Linked DNA regions of Homo sapiens: region 2 is linked to region 1. Evidence: chromatin contacts called from ENCODE Hi-C data. All regions are on one chromosome and are shown on one strand. The core of a region is the stretch at or near the end of the contact, and the rest is flanking DNA. Distances in the headings are between cores, read along the strand shown. Region 1 holds the start of CGRRF1 (cell growth regulator with ring finger domain 1). Region 2 holds the start of ATG14 (autophagy related 14).

Region 1 (6,805 bases), core at 1,702-4,201:
GGAGGAGAGACTCTATGGAGCTCAGGACTCAGATCTGAGGAAAGGATACTGGTATCTTTAAGGAAGTGCATAAGGCTGATTCTAGCAGAGTAGGAAAGCATAAACTGGAACAAGTGGGACCAACTATTAATGCCAGAGTGAGGCACTATTGTGGCAAGTGACAGACAAGAAAAGGAATCAACAGGAAGCAGCAAGTCCCTTCATCCTCTTCCAGCTTTCCAGTCTCCCTCCCTTGTTGGCAAAGCCCAATGGGCAGTCAGCTTGCAAAGAAGAAATGTAGTTTAGAGTTCTGCCCTAGATTCACAAAGCAGAGGGTGGTATGAAGTTGAGGTCAACAGCTTAATAAACTGTGGTCAAGAGGAGGCCGGGAATAGCTACTGGAGTCATGGTCCCTGATTATTTGAAACTGTTAAAGGATGTAAATGGACTTTTGGGCTTCTTTGTGCTCAGTGCCTGCAGAAAGCTATCAGAGATCACAGAAACCACCACATGGTGAAAGAAAAATACTATATTTCCAGTTGCATGCTTCTTTGCTATTGCTATTGGGATTCCAATAATCATATGCTCCTGTTTTTTCTCCACTCCCACACAGTGCAGGCAGACATGGCAAACAGTGGAAAGAAGCAAATAGTGAAAAACTCAGAGAAGTACCAAGGGAAAAACCATGACAGAAAACACATGAACAGTAGAGATGGTATTATGGGAGGTTAAAACAAAACAAAACAATGACAAGGGTGAAAAACATGCGTATTAACTAGTTTACCCTTCTGACTGGGGTACTATTGGTACTATTAGAAAGATGTTTTTATGCGATTTAGATGGTGTCCAAGTTTTCATCATTTCTAGTCAATAAATACATGGCCTTGGCTTAAGTTTGCAAATAAACATAGTAAAAAGTTTATCTACGTGGGCAAAACTAACTCGGATGGAGAGAATGGTTGGGTTAGGCACAAGATGACTGGTTAGGCCTAAATTAGGATGGAAGTGACTGGATTTACATGGTCTTGTGGCCTCAGCAGTGCTTAGCCCAGACTTCCAAACGTTCTATAATTACATGGGCTTCCACTCTTGTAAAAAGTCTTACCTAAATGGGGTGATTTGGCAATTATTAAATTTTCAAACCAAGTCTTAAAGCTGGCAGAGCCAGGATTTGAACCTATGTCTGACTGACTCCAAAGTCTGTCTGTTAACCACTACAAACATGAGGCTCCTGACTACCCTCTTCCCAATACTAAAGATTGATATCTAAGATATCTAATTAGTTGGCCTATTTAAAATAAAAATTAAAGCACATAAGGCAATTATCAACTAGTTACTATTTTCCTTAGTGGAGGAAAATTATGCTTCATTAAGAGAATAACACTAACATTATAGTCATTTAAAAATCTTGTGTTAAGACTGCTTTTCTCACATGGGCAACACCTTCCTCATTCCAATTACAAACTTTTGTGTAATGAACATTAGCAATAAAATCTGATGGGTCAAGAATAACCAATTGTGTAAGATTGGTCTTTGTTTTCCAATCTTACCCCCACAAATAAGGAATTTGTATTTCCAATCCTCACCCACATACAAGGCAAGGAATTCTATGCTCTATTGCTGGTAGGGTGAGGAGCAGTGTGGACAGGTTAAAACTTTTGTCACTTCCTAAAGATGGCATATATTTTCAGAAACCGACAAGGGCCCGTGTTCTTTAAGGCAATCACATATATGTGACCAAAGGCTATTTTAAAACTCGTTTTACGTAGCCTTCTTTATTCACTAACATGTTCTCTGCCCCTATGCTCATGCTGTCTTCTCTGAGATGCTTTTTCTTCCCTACTATATACATTTAACTCCATTTATTTTTCAAAATGCTCATTCTCCAAAATCCAGCTCATGTCCCTCTTCAACAGAGTCCCCTCTGACCTCTTCAGACCATGGCTGTTATCCACTTAGAACTGCTGTTTGATCTTTTTGTAACTATTATCATCTCAAAGGGATTTTGGAGGCTGCAGCCTAGAAAAACTGTTGTGGGCTAGTTACACGGTTTCAACTCGTTATTTACAAGGCTTGTCTAAACATGATACAATAGCATCTCCTCAAGAGAGAAATTGAACCTCTAGGCTAGAAGAATTGCTCAGCGGTTATCTAACAGACCATTCTCCTTGTCTCCAATAGGCAACTGTCCTACCCTCGGTGTTACATATTTCTAAGGTCTCTTCCAGCTCTAAAATTATGATTTTACAATTCTATCGACTAAATATTACTTCAAAAGGTGTGGAATGTATACAGAAACCATTAAATTCTCAAACGGTAACAGTTCAGTTACAAGTTACTCTGAAAGATCTGAGGCTAAGGGCTCCATTCAGGTCAGAATCACAACTGTTAACCTCGCTTACTGTCCAGTCTGTGCACTGTAGCACAGGTGACTAACTCATCCAGGACACACAGTAGGCCCGAATCCGGGACAGAAGCCTACTAGAGAAGCACTTTCTCCCAACACCAAGCCCAAGCCCAAGCCCTTCCTGGCTGCTTTATCGCCTAGAAACAAAGCTGAGTAAAACACCCCAATGCGGTACCACCCCAAGATGCCCCAGCGACACGGACCAAACGGTGATGCAGGGCAGTGACGCAGGTGCAGCGTCCACCTTGTTTTCCTCCCAGAGAAAGTCGGAGTTCTAGGCACCCGGGGACACCGAATCCCCGACGTCCTCCGGCCCGCGGCCCTCCGGCTCCGGTGCCCCCTGCTGCTCGTCGCGACCCCACTCTGGCGGTATCCGCCCCTTCGTCTCTCACCCCTGGGACACTTACCATCCCAATACCAGGCCGGTGGTCACGATGAAGCAGGTAAAGACCACCGCGATGTAGAAAAGCGGCGAGTATTCATAAAGCGTTACCAGAAACACCGCAGCCATCAGGGTCTTGCTCTGGGTAGAGCCCGGCTCCAGCCGCGGAGCCCAGCCCAGCCCGGCTGAGCCCCGCCCGCCCGGCCAGGGTAAAAGCCACTACAGTGCCCCGGAGCGGACAAACTTTGTAGGTCCGCACTTGCCTGGGGTTCTCATGAGCTAGACTTTAGGGCAGCCTCGCGGACAGCGGGAGCTGGCGTGCCAATCACGGCGCCCCCTGCCGGACACGCCACGCCCCTCCCGCTCCCGTCCCGAGCTATTGGCTACGCAGACCTGGGATGGGGGGGGCCCGACTCGCACCGCCCCCGACTCCCAGGATTGGTACCCAGCGGGCGTCTTAAGCGCTGTGGCCCAGTGGTCATTGCTGTTCCGCCGGCAAATTCTAAGTAGACTTTGGGGCCAACTCTGTGCCAGCCTTAGGCAATGTAGGTTTTCTGATGTCAGAGAGAGGCGCAGTCTGAAATCTACGTGCATCGTTTCTAAATCCTGAAACCCTGCCTATTATATCTTAGGCAAATTTGGGAGAGGGTGGAGGAGGAGGAGGAGGAGGGCGGGCATCTTGGATTCTACAAAATGAAATAACCATAAGCACAGTGAAAACACAAAAAAAGGAGTCTCTACCACAAGCAATTTATACGAGACTTGTCAGCCTTTTCAGATTGGACTTAATCATAGAGGAAAATCAGCATTGCTTATCCAAGATTCTCTTAGAAATAAAGCATCCGCTTCCTCCCACATCCCCCTCCTTTTCTCCTCTTCTTGTACTCCTCAAATTAGAATTAGCCAAACATTTGAAACTGTATTTGTTTCCACTTTAAGAATAATTTTTAAAAAACTTTTTAAATCACACAGAAGCTTTTTAAAAATTACTGAAAGTAGCTAAATGGTCACTCCCTTGTCTCAACCCTGTGAGTCAGCTCCATCAAGGTGGCCTCCCTGAAAGTCTTTCATAACAGTTCATTGACACCTCGTTGGTTTGCATTTACTCCTAAAGCCACATCTAGCCACATCAGAGAATGGGGATATGTAGTCTTATTATTCGTGAGCAGCAACACACCCTGGTACAAATCAAGAGTTTTGTTACTGAGGAGGAAAGAGAATGGACATTGGGATAGTTAACTAGTAGCCTCTGTCACACTCCTAAATCACCAGTAAAATTCGTGTTGAGAAAGATGAACTAAGTTTGTCCTATGGCCTCACATATTCCTTGGCAAATGAGCACGTAGTCTCTGGAGCAGCACTGTTTGAGAAGCTTGCTTCTACAACACAATTTTTAATTACTATATATCTGATTTGTGAAAATATATACTTTAATCAGCCCTCAACTGTTGGAGAATTTTTCATTGCTATAAATAACACTGCAATGAACATCCCTACAGCTAAAGTATTTCCTTAGGATAAATTACTAGAGGTGGAACTATGGTTTTAAAAAATGTACATTTTAAAGATTTTGTAAAAACACTGCTCTCCAGAAATGTACCAATTTGTATTCCCAGTTTTTCATCCACAGTTTTGCCATCATTTGATATTGTCACTTAACAAAAATATTGGCCAATCTGAAAGGCTCCCTTCTCCAGCAAGCCTTCCTGGATGCTTCCAAACCCTTGGGGAGATGCCTCTCCCAAAGCACCCAGTATGTAACTGTATGGGAGCCCTCTTATTTCTGGTGTGAGCACCTGCTCACTAGTGTATTTAGCCTGCTAGGAACCCAGCTCTCTGAGCACAGGAATGACACATAATTGATGTTTGTGCCACCGGTACCTAGTATATGTCGGGTAGTCATATTACTGAATTAATAAATAAATGAAATAAGCTTTTCTCCATGAGATTACTTGGAAGCACAAAGTATCTATATTAGAGTTTTTTAAAAAAAAGTTTGACTCTCAGATGAACAGGAAGAATGACTGTTCTTTATTATCTATAACTGATCTAGTTTAGCTTGAAACCCCACCCTAGACCCAGCATGGTGGCTCATGCCTGTAATGCCAGCACTTTGGAAGACCAAGGCCAGCACTTTGGGAGACCAAGGCAGGGAGATGGCTTGAGCCCAGGAATTGAGACCAGCGTCAGCGACATAGTGGGACCCTGTCTCTACAAAAAATTAAAAAATTAACTGGGCGAGGCAGAAGGATTGCTTGAGCAAGGGAGGTTGAGGCTGCAGTGAGCCACGATTGTGCCGCTACACTCCAGCCTGGGTGACACAGCAAGACGCTGTCTCAAAAAAAAAAAAAAAAAAAGCAAAGCAAGAACCTGTCTCAAAAAAGAAGAAAAAGAAAGAAGCCCCACCCTACTATTAGACGGGGTAAAAAGAGAAGACAATGTGAGCTTAAATTTATCAATAAAAAGTATCTTAGGCCGGGCATGGTGGCTCACGTCTGTAATCCCAGCACTTTGAGAGGCTGAGGTGGGCAGATAACTGAGGTCAGGAGTTTGAGACCAGCCTGGCCAACATGGCAAAACCCCATCTCTACTAAAAATACAAAAATTAGCCCAGCATGATGGCGGGCACCTGTAATCCCAGCTACTCAGGAGGCTGAGGCAGGAGAATTGCTTGAACCCGGGAGGTGGAGGTTGCAGTGGGCTGAAATTGTGTCACTGCACTCCAGCCTGGGCGACAGAATAAGATTCCGGCAAAAAAAAAAAAAAAAAAAAAGTATCTTAGACTCTTCAAGTTTAATTGCACCTTTTAGGAAGCTGGTCTCCTTTAGGAAAATGTTTAGTCTCTCCTCTCTCTTCTCTTGATTCTTCCCAAGACAGTATCTGATTGTACAAGGTGTTCATATGACCTGATGGTGGAGGTCAGGAAAATGAGACCTCAGCTCTGCATGACACCTGTAGGTCCTCACTAAGGGGAAGCGGGTTTCATCTGGCTTTTTGTGGTACCAGGCCAGCCCTCACTGCGGAGATCCAGGGTTCCAGCCATTTACCTCTGGTTGTAAAACCCTCATAAGCTATGGCTCCTTAGCTCCACTAGCTCACCAGACTGCTTACCATCTCCAATGTTACTTACTGGGGCAATATGTAAACATGTAGATTCTCACATATGTCACATGCAGGCTACTGAGAAGCAGCAGTTATCTCAGGATGCCCAATCAGGCTACCTCTGCCACTGAATGCCATTGCTCTAGCACCATGGTGAAGGTGGTGTGAAGCAAGCCAAATGTAAGGCCTCTCCTCCTTTCCTAGAGGGAAAGTGGACTACCAGCTCCGATCTCTTCAGTTTCTCCAGTACCCCACCTATTTGTTTTTTAATTTTTTTTTTTTTTTTTTTTTGGAGACAGAGTCTCATTCTGTCGCCCAGGCTGGCGTGCAGTGGAGCAATCTTGGCTCACTGCAACCTCCACCTTCTGGGTTCAAGAGATTCTCCTGCCTCAGCCTCCCGAGTAGCTGGGACTACAGGCACCCGCCATCATGCCTGGCTAATTTTTGTATTTTTAGTAGAAACGGGGTTTCACCACATTGACCAGGCTAGTCTTAAACTACTGACCTCAGTGATCTGCCCGCCTTGGCCTCCCAAAGTGCTGGGATTACAGGCGTGAGCCACTGCACCCAGCCCCAATACCCCACCTATTTGGGTGCTTCCGCTACAACCACCTGCTTCCCTGAGATTCCAGCCTGGAGGGATGTGGGGACAAAACTGTCTTTATTTTATTTTAATTTTTGAGACAGGGTCTTGCTCTTTCACCCAGGCTGGAATACAGTGGCATGATCACAGCTCACTGCAGCCTCAACATTCTGAGCTCAAGTGATTCTCCTGCCACTGCCTCTCAAAGTGCTGGGATTACTTACTCTTTATGTAGAAACATCGCTGGAAAAGATGGTCCCGATGCAGACCCTAAGAGCAGGTTCTTGGATCTCGTGTAGGAAAGATTTTGAGGCGAGTCAGAGAGAACAGTGAAATAAGCAAGTTTATTGGA
Region 2 (6,805 bases), core at 1,564-4,063, 900 kb before region 1:
GTTTCTGTCTTGTGGAAATATGGCTGTAGTTGCCAAATTATTTACCCGGAATAAATGCCATTTCTCAGGTACAGCTAAAGAGATGTCATATTAAAAGTAATTGGAGACAATACAATGAAATTTTAGTGTTTAAGTAAATGTTGGTATTTTTATATTAAAAATTATATAAACCTGGATTTCTTTATAGGTGCCAAAGAACGTTCTGAGATCTATGAAGCATTTGAAAACATCTATCCTATTCTAAAAGGTTTTAAAAAAGCCTGAGCATATCATTCAGCATCTCACATTATTCTGGTTTGAATATGTCCATAAGCCCAGCACAGAAACAGCTGGATTCTTCTACGTTTAATTGTAGATGTTACAAGTACGTTACTTATTAAAGGGCGACTCTGTGTAAGTAACCTAAGAAACGAAGAAAAATTCTTATTCAAAATGACTCCTTTTGTGTTATTTTAAAAACTGAACAAGTAAACATTTCAAAATTTGAGAGATTTAGGGTCTCACTAGAATGATATTGTAGCATCATGAAGACTCAATGCGTTTCCTTTTAGCCGGAAGGGCCATCTTCCAGTAATTTGCCAAAATGACGAACACAAAGGGAAAGAGGTGAGGCACCTGATACATGTTCTCTAGGCCTTTTAGAAAAGATGGAGTTGTTCCTTTGGCCACATACATGCGAATCTACGAAAAAGGTGATATTGTAGACATCAAGGGAATGGCTGCTTTTCAAAAAGGAGTGCTCCGCAAATGTTACCACAGCAAAGCTGGAAGAGTCTACAGTGTTACCCAGCATGCTGTTGGCATTGTAAACAAGGGCAAGATTTTTGCCAAGAGAATGAATGTGCTTACTGAGCCAGGCTGGTCTTGAACTCCTGACCTCAGTTGATCCATCTGCCTGGGCCTTGGCACTCTAAGAGCCAAGTAAGTTTCCTGAAACGCGTGAAGGTAAATAATCAGAAAAAGACGTCAAAGGGAGAGGTGTCTGAGTTCAACTGAAGCGCCAGCCTGCTCCACCCAGACAAGCACTTAGAACCAATGGAGGGAGCCTGGGCTGCTGGAACCTATTCCCTATGAGTTCATGGCATAATAGGTGTCAAAAAAAATTCTGAACTGTACAAATGTTTCTCTTCATTGAGAAGTGTGGCGCCGCCCCCTCCCCTTAAAGAAATATTTAAACTACATTTTGTATCCAAAAACCTCAGTGCTCTGCTGTTAAGTAATACATTAATATGCGTTCTCTGAAAATATATAGCAACATATAGGAGTTTCAAATAACTGCATAAGCTAGATACTATCTGTGATATCATCTAGCACGATAGGAATTAATGTGTATTTTTTGCCTTTTAAAATATTGAACAGTTGATCCTGATCATTAGGTATTAAGCACTGTGAAGGATCCTGTCTGAATACAAATGAAACATAAGCCCGAGACCTTAAAAAATAATCCTTTTGTTTGAAATGATCAGAGAGAAAGACTTCTCACTTAAAAATAAATCTTAAACTTTCAGGAACCATTCAAGTTTAGTGTAAACTGTATTCTGAATATAGAGAATTTTTGCTTTTGCTTGTTTTTGTAATCCTACGTGATTTGTATTTAAAAAGACTGGGTAAGATTAAGAAGACGGAGGAGCAAAGGGCTCAGATTCAAGACCTAATTAGCTTGTAGAATCACCAGTTTTCGATGGTGATGTGGAGATTAACAGGGAGGGACGGGCTAATATGAATCATGGCTCTTGGCTGTAAATCATCAGTGATTACGTCCTTTACCAAAGTAAGAAAACAGGTTTGTAGGGAGGCAGAAGTCAGTTTCCAACACTTTGAGTTTGTGGTGTCCTGGAATGTCACCTGATACCTAGTAAGTAGTTCTGGATCTTTGGGTATGGAACTTGAGAAAGGAATCCTGGCTAGAGAGAGAATTCAGGGCAGTTTATCAGTAGATAGCCTAGTAAAATCATCCTTGAGAATCACTGGTCTATTTAATCTCACCTATAAACTCACTTTTCTCTGTAGTTTAGAGGCATATTCAAACACTAATTACTCTGATATGATCCTCCCAACACATCACCTTATATATCCCCTATCCACCAAAAGAAACTTGAAGGGAAGTCCTAACCATCTACCTAGTTCAAATTCTCTTAGAGCATGGCCCAGGGTAGGGAAGGTACGTTAGCCACGTGATTAACTTTTCAGAAGGATACAATTCTGATTTTGCACGTTCACTTTGGTTGTTTTCACTATTGGTAAAGTATAATACTATTAACCATATTAATCCTCACGGCATTAGATGGGTACTATAATTCTATCCATTTAACACGAGAGAACAGGCGCAGAGAGATTAAGGAACTTGCCCCAAGTCACACAGCTATTAAGCAGGTGAGTGAGCCAAAATTCAACCTAGTTCCAAGACCCAGCCCCTTCACCCTACTTTGTTTGCTGTAGTTTAGCCAGATTTTAAAGCATCCACAGCAAGTTAAATTCCCTTATTCCGCTCCCATTCCGTTTTCCCAGAATCCTTAGGGTATGGTATTACAATTTTCTGCACAAGTTTGAGGCTTTAACTCGTAGTCTTGGCCTGAGCCAGCAGATGACATTTTGTTTGGCCGACTAGCCCCTCTAATATAACTCTCCCCCTGCTTCGGGACCTGTTGCCCCTCAGCAGACCGGAAAAACAACAGTGCCCGGGACAGGAACACGCGGCGGCGGAGGGGTCCGGGGGCTCGCCGGCATCCCAGCCCCCCTTCCCCAGGCCCCTCCTCCTGGCCCAGAATGCACCCGGTTGAAAACAAAATCCCACGTGACTGGCTCTCCTCTCAGGCCATCATGGCGTCTCCCAGTGGGAAGGGAGCCCGGGCGCTGGAGGCTCCTGGCTGCGGGCCCCGGCCGCTCGCCCGGGACCTGGTGGACTCCGTGGACGATGCGGAGGGGCTGTACGTGGCTGTGGAGCGCTGCCCGCTGTGCAACACTACCCGCCGGCGGCTGACCTGCGCCAAATGCGTTCAGAGCGGCGATTTCGTCTACTTCGACGGCCGCGACCGGGAGAGGTACGGCGGCCGCCACGGCCCTATTGTTTCTTCTGCTGTGTGTCCTCCAGCCAGGCAGCCGAAGGCTGGAACCTGGGGCTCCCCGTCCGGGCACCAGATACCAGCGAGAGGAGCGAGAGAGAGGGAGTGTAGCTAGCTGCTCTGCACCGGAGCTTTGCTACCAGAGGACAGCGTAGGGGCCAGATGAGGGAAGGTCGCCGTTTCCCCATCACCCACCCAAGAGGAGTTTGACCCCACGGTGCTCTTGGTCACTGGGGAAAAAAGGAATAAGTGGTGACTCTCTGGAGAAGTTTTCCCGTTGCTGCCATTAAGTTAGATTCCCAGCTCTTTGCTGTATGTACTCCCATTCAAAAGCTTGGCTTTCTATTTTCGAAAGCATATTTATACTCATTCTCTAGAGGAGAGAGTAGAAGAGAATCAAATAACTGCTTTAGAGGGATTTGGGCCTGGTAGTCTGTCACAGATGGACTTTGTTATCAGACATGCTTACTCTAATGTGTGAATTGAGGCTTGCTGTTAACGCCCCTTTCCCCTCCCTGCCTCTAAAGATTATTTTAGATTCTTAGGAATTTGGGAACGTGTTTTGGCCTTGTTTTAAAATTCAGATTGGGAGCTGCATGCTTTTAGTTAAGAGAATTGCCTTTAGGAAAATGTTTTGGTTTCATTTCGAAATCTAAACAGCTACAAGTTCTTGGTTAAGAAAATTGAAAAATTAGTGTGATTAGCTGCAGGATCTCCCACTCTCAACTTATGTTTCAACAATTTAGTGTCAATGATAGTCAATGATAGTAAGATAGCTAGCATTCTGAGCACAAAAATTCAGGTATTAATTCATTCGCAACAACCGAATGACTTATCCCCAACTTATTAGGAAGCTGCACAGTAAGTGCTTTGCCCCAGGTCACACAAATAGTTAAGTGTTGGTACAAGAATTAAAATTCAGACAGCTTGGACCTATGTACCCGCACTTAACCACTAGACTTTATATCCTCTATATTTGGGAATGTTTTGAGTTCTTAGTATTTCTGTGATCGTGGATGGAGTTCTTTCCTTTCTCTTTTGAGGAGGTTTGAATGACAAACTCTTTTTTAGTTTTGTTGCTGTGTCTTATTGGTGCTCTTGATGACTTTAGAAACTGCTTATGTAGTAAGTGATAGCTTTAAAAATTAAACCAGTTATAAGAATACGGGGTATGAGATGGAAATGTCTAACTGATGGAGTGAATCGAGGATTTGGTTCTGGACCTTCTTGTCTGTCTACACGTTTTACTATGTCTATTCACATAATTTAAATACCATCTATATGCTTAAGACTGCCAGACTTGTATCTCCAACCTAGTCTTCTCTAAAGTCCAGAAAACAGCTGCTTATTCAACATCAATATTTTTAGATTTGTAATAGATATCTTCATTTTAATATGGCAAACTGAACTCCTTGTTTTCCATCATAAATCTGTTTTCCCATGCTCATCCCAACCCAGTAAATGTCAATCTCATTGTTCCTTTGGTTCAGGCTAAAAAACCTTTCAGTTCTCCTTGACTCCTCTCTTAACCCAACTCTGTTTAGTCCCATCAACAAATCCCATCTACTCTTCAAAACTTATCTTACAACAAATCCCATCTACTCTTCAAAACTTATCTTAAATCTTACCCTTTCACCATCACCTGGTCCAATCTACCAGAGACATAAACTTATTTCCTCTTATGTCTCTGCTTCCGTCCTTGCTCCCCTTTTGTACAATTTCCATATTGCAGCCACAGTTATGCTACTCCTCCATTTCTGTTCAAATCTTCCAGTGGTTTTTCACTTTACCCAAAGTAAAAGCTGGAGTCCTTAACCAAAGTTCTATATTATCTGTTCCTCTGATTTAATCTCCTATTATTTTCTCCCTTACCTAATCTGCTGTGCCACTGTGGCCTCCTTGTCTGTCCTCAAACATACCAAGAACACTCCTTCCTCAGGACCTTCGCAGTGGTATTTAGACAGCCAGGAACTCTTTCTCTCAGAAATCTTCAGGGCTGCCTCCTTTGTTTTTTTTTTTAGGTGCCTGCTCATACGTTAGACTCTTTCTGATCCTTCTATTAAAATGCTAACCTCATGCGTATTTAACCAGCTTTATTATCTTTTCTTTTCCATAACACTTACCACCATGTGATGGTTGTACATATTAATTTGTCTAACTGCCCCCACCCCAGTGATATAAACTCTATGAGGGCAAGAGTTTTTCTCTTTTATACACTGTTGTATTCTCACATAGTAGAAACTCAATAAAGATTTATGGAATGATTGAACTGACTCTGTCCCTCTTTCCCAAACTCAGTTTCTAGACCGTTTCAGTATTATTCATCATGATCCATTTGTTACTAAAGCCAGAAAACTGGGAGTTATCCTATACTTTTCTTTTTCTCTTCCTCTCTGCATCCAAAACTCAGCAAGTCTAATTCACTTTGATGTGAAAATATATCTTGAATCTATCCGAGTTTTAGTTCAGACCACCATCATTTCTCTCCTGACTACGTAGTGATCTCCCTTCTTTTAGTCAGACAACTCTTCCTTACCTTGCCTCTGGTCTCCAAACAGCAGCCACAATAGAAATGTAAATAAGATAATGTCACTGTTTTGCTTAAACCTTTCATTGGCTCCCATTGCATTTAAAATAAAATCCAAGCTCCTTACTATGGCATACGAAGCCTCATGTGATTTGGCTACTGTTTGCCTCTCTAATTTAGACTCTAAGGTTGAGTTTAAAATGTGGGCTTTTGACTCATGCTCCCTTGAATTGATTCCAAGCTCTACCACTTGGTACGTGATTTATTTTATTTTATTTTTTTTGAGACAGGATCTTGCTCTGTCACCGAGGCTGGAGTGCACTGGCACAATCATGGCATGCGGCAGCCTCAGACTCCTGGGCTCAAGCAATCCTCCCATCTTAACCTTTTGAGTAGGTGGGACTACAGGCATGCTCCACCACACCTGGCTAATTTTTAAATTTTTTGTAGAGACAGGGTCTCCCTATCTTGTCCAGGCTGATCTCGAACCTGTGGGCTGAGCAGTCCTCCTGCCTCAGCCTCCCAAAGTGTTAGGATTACAGATATGAGCCACCACGCCTGGCTGCTATGTGAGTTTGAGGAAGTTTGTTTGAGGGGGGAGGGGACAGGGTCTCACCCTGTAACCCAGGCAGTGCAGTGGCAAGATCACAGCTCACTGCAGCTTTGACCTCCCTGTTCTCAAGCGATTCTCCTGTCTCAGTCTCCCTGGTATCTGGGACTACAGGCGCACATCAACACGCCTAACTAGTTTTTTTGTATTTTTTGTAAAGACAGGGTTTTGCCATGTTGCCCAGGCTGGTCTTGGACTCTGGAGCTCAAGCCATCCACCAGCCTCAGCCTCCCCAAGTGCGGGAATTACAGGTGTGAGCCACCATGCCTGGCCCTGAGCAAGTTTCTTAACTTCATGTTTATTTCATTTTGTAAATGGCAGGGTATCTAACTTCATAGGTTTCTAGTAGTGATTACATAAAGCATGCATTTAAAGTGGTTAGCATGATGCCTAGAATGTATTACGCACTCAAATAAGTTCATCCTTGTGCTCCCTCTTTTTCACTGCTCCACAGTTGTAGGCCTTCTCTCAAATCCTCAGTCACATGAAACTTCCACCAATGGGGCTTTTTCCTTGCCGTTTCTTCTGCCTGGAACACTTTTCCTCCTGATTGATACCTTGTCTTTCACCATTCAACTTAAAGGCCACTTCTTCGGTGAGGCCTTT

Evidence for each region. Hi-C counts contacts between places; a loop is a spot of excess contacts on that map. Pooled maps may share reads with other maps.
Region 2: a loop to region 1 is called in a map of CD8-positive, alpha-beta T cell, with 5 times the contacts of the local background. The contact joins the promoter of ATG14 here to the promoter of CGRRF1 in region 1. A Hi-C loop is called at or near these places in 2 of 168 maps with a recorded cell type or tissue (CD8-positive, alpha-beta T cell and naive thymus-derived CD4-positive, alpha-beta T cell) and 5 of 50 pooled maps.

What each region holds. Positions count from the first base shown.
Region 1 is chr14:54,506,052-54,512,856 of GRCh38, reverse strand. CGRRF1 (cell growth regulator with ring finger domain 1) reads right to left here and starts at 2,951. Exons shown (of 6, transcript NM_006568.3): 1 at 2,794-2,951. The coding sequence starts at 2,897. RefSeq lists an enhancer at 2,471-2,700 and silencers at 2,876-3,061, 2,861-3,290.
Region 2 is chr14:55,407,838-55,414,642 of GRCh38, reverse strand. ATG14 (autophagy related 14) reads left to right here and starts at 2,813. Exons shown (of 10, transcript NM_014924.5): 1 at 2,813-3,041. The coding sequence starts at 2,821. TBPL2 (TATA-box binding protein like 2) reads left to right here. Exons shown (of 7, transcript NM_199047.3): 7 at 188-433. The coding sequence ends at 264. It also overlaps a transcript of FBXO34 not described here and the pseudogene RPL21P6. RefSeq lists a silencer at 2,524-2,823.